Linked DNA regions of Homo sapiens: region 2 is linked to region 1. A link is an interaction called in ENCODE POLR2A ChIA-PET data of the cell type or tissue named here. Cell type or tissue: K562. All regions are shown on one strand. Each heading gives the region's core, and the rest is flanking DNA. Links, peaks and the distances in the headings are about the cores only. Region 1 holds the start of LOC105378625 (a long non-coding RNA gene). Region 2 holds the start of LOC105378623 (a long non-coding RNA gene).

Region 1 (4,396 bases), core at 229-4,228:
GTCCCTGGCAGCCAGGACTCTGACAATTAAGACTCAGCCAATCAGATTCAGTCACACAAGATGTAGAAAATGGAAGGAAGGTGAAGGCCATCTTCCTGTTGTTTTTGCCATTTCTGCTAACAACACAGTTGTGAAGACATCTGGTTTTTCTGTCGTACAGTTGGTAAAGATGTGGTTTTCCTAGCTTAGTGGACATCAAGAATAAGACATGAACACGCATTTATTCTGCTGCCAAGGACTGTGGCAGGCGTGGTGTGATGGTGTGGCACATTAGTAGCAGCCTCCTGATAATGGCGGCTCCCTGGTGGTAGCTGTGATGCATTCTGGAGCCGGTGGCTTTCTGATTACAGCAGTTTTCTTGATGACCTAGTCCCGGGAGTTATTCCTGAAACTTCAACTCAAAGTCTGTTTCTTCAGCCTTTGGTGAAGTCTTTATTTTTTTAAACCAGTTTGAATAGGGCTTTCTGTTGGCTATAGTTCAAAGCATCCTAAATGATACACAAAGCCATGAGCCAAAAACACATGTTTAATTATTTAACACCCTAATAAACTCCTTTCTACCTAAACCAGCTAATGTGGATCATGTTGTATGACACCACCATTTAACCTTCCAAAGCCACACCATTGGATAAACTGTTGACATTCCCTTTCACCAGCTTACCTCCACTCATTTCCAATCCATCACCAAGCCCTGTTGATTTCACCTCCATCCTCTTCCTCCACGACCACTACCCTCATCCAGGCCACCATCATCTCCTCTTGGTTTGCCAATATTCTTCTACACATTCCCCTGGATCCACTCCGCCACCAATCCATCGTCCACAATGCATCCAGAGTGAGCATTTCTGAAGGAAAATCTGAGGCTCATTTAAAATCCTCCAATAACCAGAACAGAGAGCCCAGACACAGTAATACATATACAACTACCTGATTGATGACAGTTCTCCTGTGGGAGGGAAGGGATTGTCTTTTCCGTAAGTAGCGCTGGGTCGATATGGAAAAACATGGACTTTGATTTCTACTTCACACTATAACAAGAAGTAATGAGATACATCATAATCATATCCCTAAACGTAAAAACAAAACAATAAAGATTCCAGAAGAAAAAATAAAATAATATCCGACCTTGGAGGGGGCAAAATTTTCTTAATAAAGGCAAAATAAGCGTCATAAAAGAAAAGATTTAGTCCAGGTGCGGTGGCTCACGCCTGTAATCCCAGTGCTTTGGGAGGCCAAGGCGGGCAGATCACCTGCGGTCAGGAGTTCAAGATCAGTCTGGCCAACATGGTGAAACCCCGACTCTAGTAAAAATATAAAATTTAGCTGGGTGTGGTGGCACGTGCCTGTAATCTCAGCTACTTGGGAGGCTGAGGCAAGAGAATTGCTTGAACCTGGGAGGCAGAGGTTTCAGTGAGCCAAGATCGTGCCATTGCACTCCAGCCTGGGCAACAAGAGTGAAACTCCATCTCAAAAATAATAATAATAATAATAAATAATTTTAAAAACTAAAGAAAATGTTAAAAATTAGACTTCTTTGAAATTAAGAATCACTGTTCATCAGAAGACAACATTAAGAGGGTGAAAAGATAAGACAGAGATTATGAGAAGATATTTGCAAAATATATATCCACCAAGGACTCACTTCCCATGTATCTGCTACAAATCAGCAGGGAAAAAACCTCCCAATTTAAAAATGGGCTAAAGAGTTAAATAGGCACTTTACACACAGCAAAAAAGGATATTCAGTAGTCCAATAAGCATATGAAACAGTGTCCAACGTCAGTGGTCATGAAGGAGATGCAGATTAAAATCACAAGATACTTCTATACCCCTGCTTTGGACCTCGGCTCACCCCTAACGGAAGTGCGTGACATTGGCTATCTTTCTATCATGGCCCTTGACACATTTACAACGTACACGTTTGTGTGGCTACTGGATTTACGTCCACCTCCTCCACCAGATCTCAGCCCCCTAATGGCAAGTGTGACATCTGCTGCTGATCCTTGTGTAAACAAGGCCTGCTATAGAATAGGTGTGTGACGCACCGCTAGTGGATGAATGAATGAAGGAATGAAAAAGGCACTATCATTGCCATTTTACAGATCAGGAAACTGAGTCTCCTTTGTTTGAGAAATTTGTCCAAAGTCCCATTACTCGCCTGTGGTTACTATTGCACTTCAGGGTTCAGATCCTACTAGGGAGTAGATGAGTTGTCCTGCCTTGGTTACTGAAAGTTCTAAAGACTCTCAGTGGGGGTGGCATCTTATTCAGATGTTCCTAGGTGATCTGAACAGAAAAGCCTTGTAAGTATAGTAAGATGAGGGCGTGGCTCAGGCTGATCTGTCCTAGGCACAAGCCAAGTTAAGATTTTGTTGTTGTGGTCCAATTCAGGAAGAGACCTGCCTAGTGGACATTCTGGTTTTCTGCTCAGGGGAGAGTCAGGGTGAAGGAGGTCACAGTGTCCTCCCTTGCACCTCTCTGAGCAGCCACTGGCATGGTGTAGCCTGATTTCCGTGTGAGACATCCACACATTCACAAACACAATTTTAGATACCACTCCTAGGTGTATACCCAAGAGATATGAAAACAGATGTTCAAATAAAAACCTGTGCATGCATGTGTACAGCAGCATTTTTCGTAACAGTTAAAAAGTGAAACAACCCAATAATTTATCAAAGGACGATGAATGGACAAACAAAATGTGGATATTCATACAGTGGAATATTATGCAGCCATAGAAAGGAATGAAGTAGGCTGGGCGCAGTGGCTCATGCCTGTAATCTCAGCACTTTGGGAGGCTGAGGTGGGCGGATCACGAGGTCAGGAGATCGAGGCCATCCTGGCTAACACGGTGAAACCCCGTCTCTACTGAAAATACAAAAAAAACCCAAAAAATTAGCCAGGTGTGGTGGCAGGCGCCTATAGTCCCAGCTACTCCAGAGGCTGAGGCGGGAGAATGGCGTGAACCCGGGAGGCAGAGCTTGCAGTGAGCTGAGATCGCGCCACGGCTCTCCAGCCTGGGCAACAGAGCAAGACTCTGTCTCAAAAAAAAATTAAAAAAAAAAAGAAAGGAATGAAGTAGTGCAATATGGATGAACCTTAAAAACATTATACTAAGTGAAAGAAGCCAGACAAAAAAGGTCACAGAGTGTATGATTCCATTCATATAAAATATCCAGAATAGGCAAACCCACAGAAACAGGAAGCAGATTAGCGGTTGCAAAGGCTGAGGGGAGCGGGAATGGGGAGTGATTGCTTCATTGATATGAGGTTTTCTTCTGGGGTGAGGAGAATGTTTTGGAACTGGATAGAGGCGATGGTTGCTTAACATTGTGAATGTACTCAATACTACTGAATTGTATCTTCAAAATGGTAAATTTTGTTATGTGAGGGGAACCCTGGCTCTAACTCAGAACCCCCTGCAGCATGGGGCAAAGGCACAGAAAAGTGGGGTGAATGGATATCGAATGTCAGTCCATCGAATGCATTGCTGTGTGCAAGTATGCTCATGTCCATGTGTGTACACATGCTATGTGCACGTGTGTGCATATGTGCATGCATGCATGTGTGTGTGAATCTGTGTGTGTGTGTGTGTGTGTGTGTGGTGGGAGGGCACTTGGGCCAGTAGTAGGCCATTGAGACCAGAGGGAAAGAGGCATTCTCAAAGAGACCACCACAGACTCTTCTTCTGTGAGGACCTGGACCAGAGCTCCTAAGGGCCATTGGGCCAAGACAGGAAACAGACGTTAGCTGTCAAATTGCCTAAAACTACCCCTTATTTTACTAATGAGAAAAGCCAGGCCAGAAGAGTTCTACCCCTTGCCCAGGGCCACACTGCAAGTCAGTGGCACTGACTTAAACCCCAGCCAGCTCTCCAGGATTAAGGTCCATGTTTTCCACTTGAGGTGTGACTAGGGTCCTAGGTTTCACCCGGCGTGGGGCGGGGGGGCGGGTCCTCCCACTTTGGGCACCCAGCCCTGAGGACACCCAACAGTGCCAGGCCTCCATCCACCGCCCTCTGGCTGCTCAGCAGATCCTGGATCCTGGTGGTTCGGGGGCATGTTCCAATGTACTTCAACAACAGCAAACATTTACAGATGTCTGCTCTCTGCCAGTCCCCAGGGAGTGGAAGGTGACAGAATGCATCAGTTATGATTCCTCCCCAAACTTGTGCAATCCCTAGGCTTGTGGGGGCATTAGGTAAACAATCTCACCAGAGTCAAGAGGCCAACAAGGAGGCAAAGGTCCCTGAGAGGGCATCTCGACTGCTATCAAAGAGGAAACTGAGTCTCAGAATATCCCTGACCTGGCTGAGGCCACCCAACCCAGATGCAGCTGAGCCTAGAATTTGAACCTGATAACCTACAGGTCACATTTGGCAGGCTTCCAACCAGGG
Region 2 (4,396 bases), core at 181-4,180, 56 kb after region 1:
TGGACAGCCATGTAGAAATATGACTGGATGAAAAGGCTATGATCAAATGCTAATAGACTGAGTGAGGAAGCCCAGCAAGGACTTCTGCCTGGATTCTTCCTGGCCTCTCTGAGCATTCATTCCTTCCTTCTGAATATGGGGCAGGACCCACTCTAGAATGAGGATCTTATGACCTAGAGTCAAGGTAGGTAAGATAACTTCTTTTCACACAGAAAGGTGGAGGAAAATCCAGAGTAATGCTTTTAGGTTTTACGGCTGGCTTCGGGGGAAAAGGGGTTTGTTTTCCGTGAAATGTCTTGGGGAAAAGGGATGCTAGCCTTGGGGAAGAGAGATTCTAGTTTCTATGGCTAGCCTCAGGGGAGAATGGAACAGAAAGACAAGAGGACAGGAGAAGGTCAAAGAAAAACTTTTGCTTCTGAGGCCTTCATTTTGGGGTATTGTTGTCTGAGTCCTGATAGGTACAAATAAGGAACTGATTTGTTGTTTTGTTGACTTTCAAGACTAAAGAAAGTGATAGACAAAATGTTAAAAGTGCAAATTAAACTTAATAGTTTGTCAAGTCTGGTGCTAAAGCTGAAAGAAGTTTCTGTTTAATGAATATATCTGTAGAAGGGTGAAAAATATTATAACAGTAGGTTGGGTGCAGTGGCTCACGCCTGTAATCCCAGCATTTTGGGAGGACAAGGCGGGTAGATCACTTGAGGTCAGGAGTTCGAGAGCAGCCTAGCCAAGATGGTGAAACCCTGTCTCTACTAAAAATACAAAAAAAATTAGCTGGGGGTGGTGATGCACGCCTATAATCCCAGCTACTCGGGAGGCTGAGGCATGAGAATCACTTGAACCCGGGAGGTGGAGGTTGCAGTGAGCCGAGATCAAGCCATTGCCGCCTGGGTGACAGAGCGAGACTCCGTCTCAAAAAAAAAAAGAAAAATATTTTAACAGTAGATCCTGTAGCACATTTAATGACAATAAATTTATTAGGAAAATAATTAGCAGATTGGTATCTATGCAATTCAATTTCAAATTTTGGTTGAATTGCAACCATAGGATGGCTACAGATATGAGTTTGGCAAAAATTAATGAAACCATTCTGCCAGAATCAATTGGCTGTATGGAATTTACTATCAAGTGTTTGTATATGGACCAGCATGGTGCCTCCCATCCATAATGCTAGTGCTTTGGAGACCCATGTGAGAGGTTTGCTTGGGGTTAGGAGTTTGAGGACAGCCTGGGCAACATAGCAAGACCTTGTCTAAAAAACAAAACAAAACAAAACAAACAAACAAAAAAACTGTTTAAATGATCTGGGTGTCATGGTACGAGCCTATAGTCCCAGCACTCAAGAGGCTGAGGCAGGAGGATCACTTGAGCCCAGGAGTTCAAGGCTGCAGTGAGCCATGATCGCCCTACTGCATACCAGCCTGGGTGACAGGGTGAGACCCTGTCTCAAAAAAAAAAAAAAAAAGGAGTTTGCATATTGTGTCATTTGTAAGTTAAGCTGTGTGCTACACAGCCTTTATTTATTTTTTTGAGACAGGGTCTCACTCTGTCACCCAGGCTGGAATGCAGTGGCACGATCTCAGCTCATTGCAATCTCCATCTCCCGGGTTCAAGAGATTCTCCTGCCTCAGCCTCCTGAGTAGCTGGGATTACAGGTGTGTGCCATAATGCCCAGCTAATTTTTGTTTTTTTAGTAGAGACTGGGTTTTATCATGTTGGCCAGCTGGTCTCGAACTCCTGACCTCAAGCCATCTGCCCGCATTGGCCTCCCAAAGGGCTAGGATTACAGGCACGAGCCACTGTGCCTGGCCTACACAGCCTTTATATCAGTAAAATTTATAATAAATATATGTCCATATATAACCTATACATTTGGATTTTTGAGAAACTAGTTTTCAAATATTTATTGTCCAGCAAACCACTGGGCAATTCCAAGCTTAATAAAGTCCTTTCAAAGCACATTTCTTATCAGGAAAGCCATCTCCACTCCACTAGGGGATGTACACAGAGACAAACAACCTCAAGCTTCCACTGGGGATACTCCAGGACACATGTAAGCTCCACGGCTTTGGAGTCTGTCATATTCAAAAATGACCATAAAACCAACACATTTAGGAGATTTGCGGCACTCTCTTCTCTTTGATGTTTTCTAATTCAAGTGCCTTAAATAAGGCCCTTTGACTACAAGGAACAGAAACTGTCTCAGGCTAACGGAAAGAAAAATCAGGCGTTATCATAAGGATTGGGGGAGCAATTGTGGCCCCTTGTGGAGCTGGATGGCTTCTGGAGCTCAGCACTTTCCCCCTCTTCACTGCCTCATTCTTCTCTACTCCTGTAGAGAGCTTTCTGCTTCTTTTCTTCTGTGTAAACCGCAGTGAATGTGAAGGTGGCTGCTTTACAGTTCCCAAGATTACCTGTTCTCAGTTCAGGGGCCAGTCCCAGCCAGTGGAATGCAGATTCCCAAGCCCCAGACAAAGGACCTGATTGGCCTACTTGGATCAGATAGGCATTCCTGGATCAGTCAGTCTCAGTTGCTTCTGAGGCCTTCATTTTGGGGTATCCCCTCCGGGAAGCTGGAGGGGCAGGAGTCAAAGCATACAAACATGGCCTCAGGGGCCATACCTAGTAGGGAGCGGCAACTCTCAGAGAAGGAGGGTGGGGCTCCCGAAGGTTTGTAATGTTGAACTAAGTCATAAATGAGGCCCGCTGCGTGCCCAGAACACACACCGGCAGAGCAGGTTTCCTTGCATTCTCACCATTGAGAAAGCCCTCTATCTAGGCTGGGTAACCAGCTGCCGTGTGGACTGTCCATTATCTGACAGTGTATGCTATCAGTGAAAATGCCTTTATTACATATTTGACAATTTTGTCTGTAAAAAGGTAAAAAGGACTATCTCTCATGCAGACATCTTCCAAATATTGTGACTGTAGTGAAAGAAAATCATCTGTTCCACCAGCCAAGTGACCATCCTGGGGACTCCTGGGACTGACCACGGACCCCAGTCAAAAAGACGCTGCATCATAATCACCTTTTTTCATCATTTCACAGAGGACCTGAGCTCCTCAGGGGCAGACCCTGGAACCACTGGGTTCACAGTGCCTGGCATGCCCAGTACAGTCACATCAACAACTGACAGACCATGCTGTCTACAGCAGGTTAAAATTCCGGCTTCCTCTCCTACTAGCTGTGATCTTGCTCAAGTGACTTAACTTTTCTGTGTCTCAGCTTCCTTACCTATAAAATGGGGATAAAAAAATATTACCTACTTCAGGGCCGGGCGCGATGGTTCACGCCTGTAATCCCAGCACTTTGGGAAGCCGAGGAGGGTGGATCGCCTGAGGTCAGGAGTTCGAGACCAGCCTGGCCAACATAGTGAAACCCTGTCTCTACTAAAAATACAAAAAATTACCTGGGTGTGGTGGCGGGTGCCTGTAATTCCAGCTATTCTGGAGGCTGAGGCAGGAGAATCGCTTGAACCTGAGAGGCAGAGGTTGCAGTGAGCCAAGATCGCGCCACTGCACTCCAGCCTGGGCAACAAGAGCAAAACTCTGCCTCAAAAACAAAAAACAAAAAACAAAAAAAATTATCTACTTCATAGGGTTGTGGGATTAAATGAGTTAGTATTTATAAAGTGTTGGAACAGTGCCTGGCACAGGTAAATGTTCAACAAGTGTTAGGTTTTTTGTTTTTTTGTTTTTGTTTTTGTTTTTGTTTTTGAGACGGAGTTTCGCTCTTATTGCCCAAGCTGGAGTGCAATGGCTCGATTTCGGCTCACTGCAACCTCCCTGCCTCCCGAGTTCAAGCGATTCTCCTGCCTCAGCCTCCTGAGTAGCTGGGATTACAGGCATGCACCACCACTCCCAGCTAATTTTTGTGTTTTCAGTAGAGACGGGGTTTCACCATGTTGATCAGGCTGGTCTCAAATTCCCGACCTCAGGTGATCCGCCCACCTCGGCCTCCCAAAGTGTTGGGATTACAGGCGTGAGCCACCGCGCCCAGCCAGGTATTATTATTGGCATCTTATCCCCAGCTGGGTCCCTGCAGGCTGGCTGCGGAGTGGGTGGAAGAGCTGGCATTGCCCTCTCCTCTATCCTCCATGGCCAGCCCAGCAGGTAGGCTAGTGTGCATTTGGGGGAGGGACTGTGTGGAGCAAGAGGGTGGAGGAGACCCTGGCAGCCCGAGAGAGGGGTGAGTGTAATGGCCCTGTGCCCTGGTGGGATGCCTGGACCCACCCAGCTGGGAGGAACTCTGGCTGTAGGTGAGGCTCTGTGATACTGGGGCTGATGTGACTGTATGTGTCTGGGGTGGAGAGGTGGGTGTGCCCTCAGTGGTGATGGGTCTAGGGGTGTGAATGTTTGTCCCTGGATGAGTGTGTCTCTCTAGCAGGATGGTGTC

The links. Peaks named below come from ENCODE experiments on the same cell type or tissue, not always from the same donor. Only the 100,000 strongest peaks of a DNase experiment are listed, where the experiment ranks them.
Region 2: POLR2A ChIA-PET joins it to region 1 with 5 read pairs; 3 of 35 experiments call an interaction of 5 or more read pairs at or near these places.

What each region holds. Positions count from the first base shown.
Region 1 is chr1:31,444,993-31,449,388 of GRCh38, reverse strand. All of the region lies in intron 1 of LOC124903900 (a long non-coding RNA gene), which reads left to right. LOC105378625 (a long non-coding RNA gene) reads right to left here and starts at 3,535. Exons shown (of 4, transcript XR_007065578.1): 1 at 928-3,535; 2 at 662-845; 3 at 1-488. In K562, for the core only: a CTCF peak has its summit at 2,001 (motif pointing left); a DNase peak (open chromatin) is centred at 1,946; H3K27me3 peaks cover 757 bases.
Region 2 is chr1:31,388,527-31,392,922 of GRCh38, reverse strand. LOC105378623 (a long non-coding RNA gene) reads left to right here and starts at 3,093. Exons shown (of 3, transcript XR_947141.3): 1 at 3,093-3,156. In K562, for the core only: no CTCF peak of the experiment used is centred there; no DNase peak of the experiment used is centred there; H3K27me3 peaks cover 1,471 bases.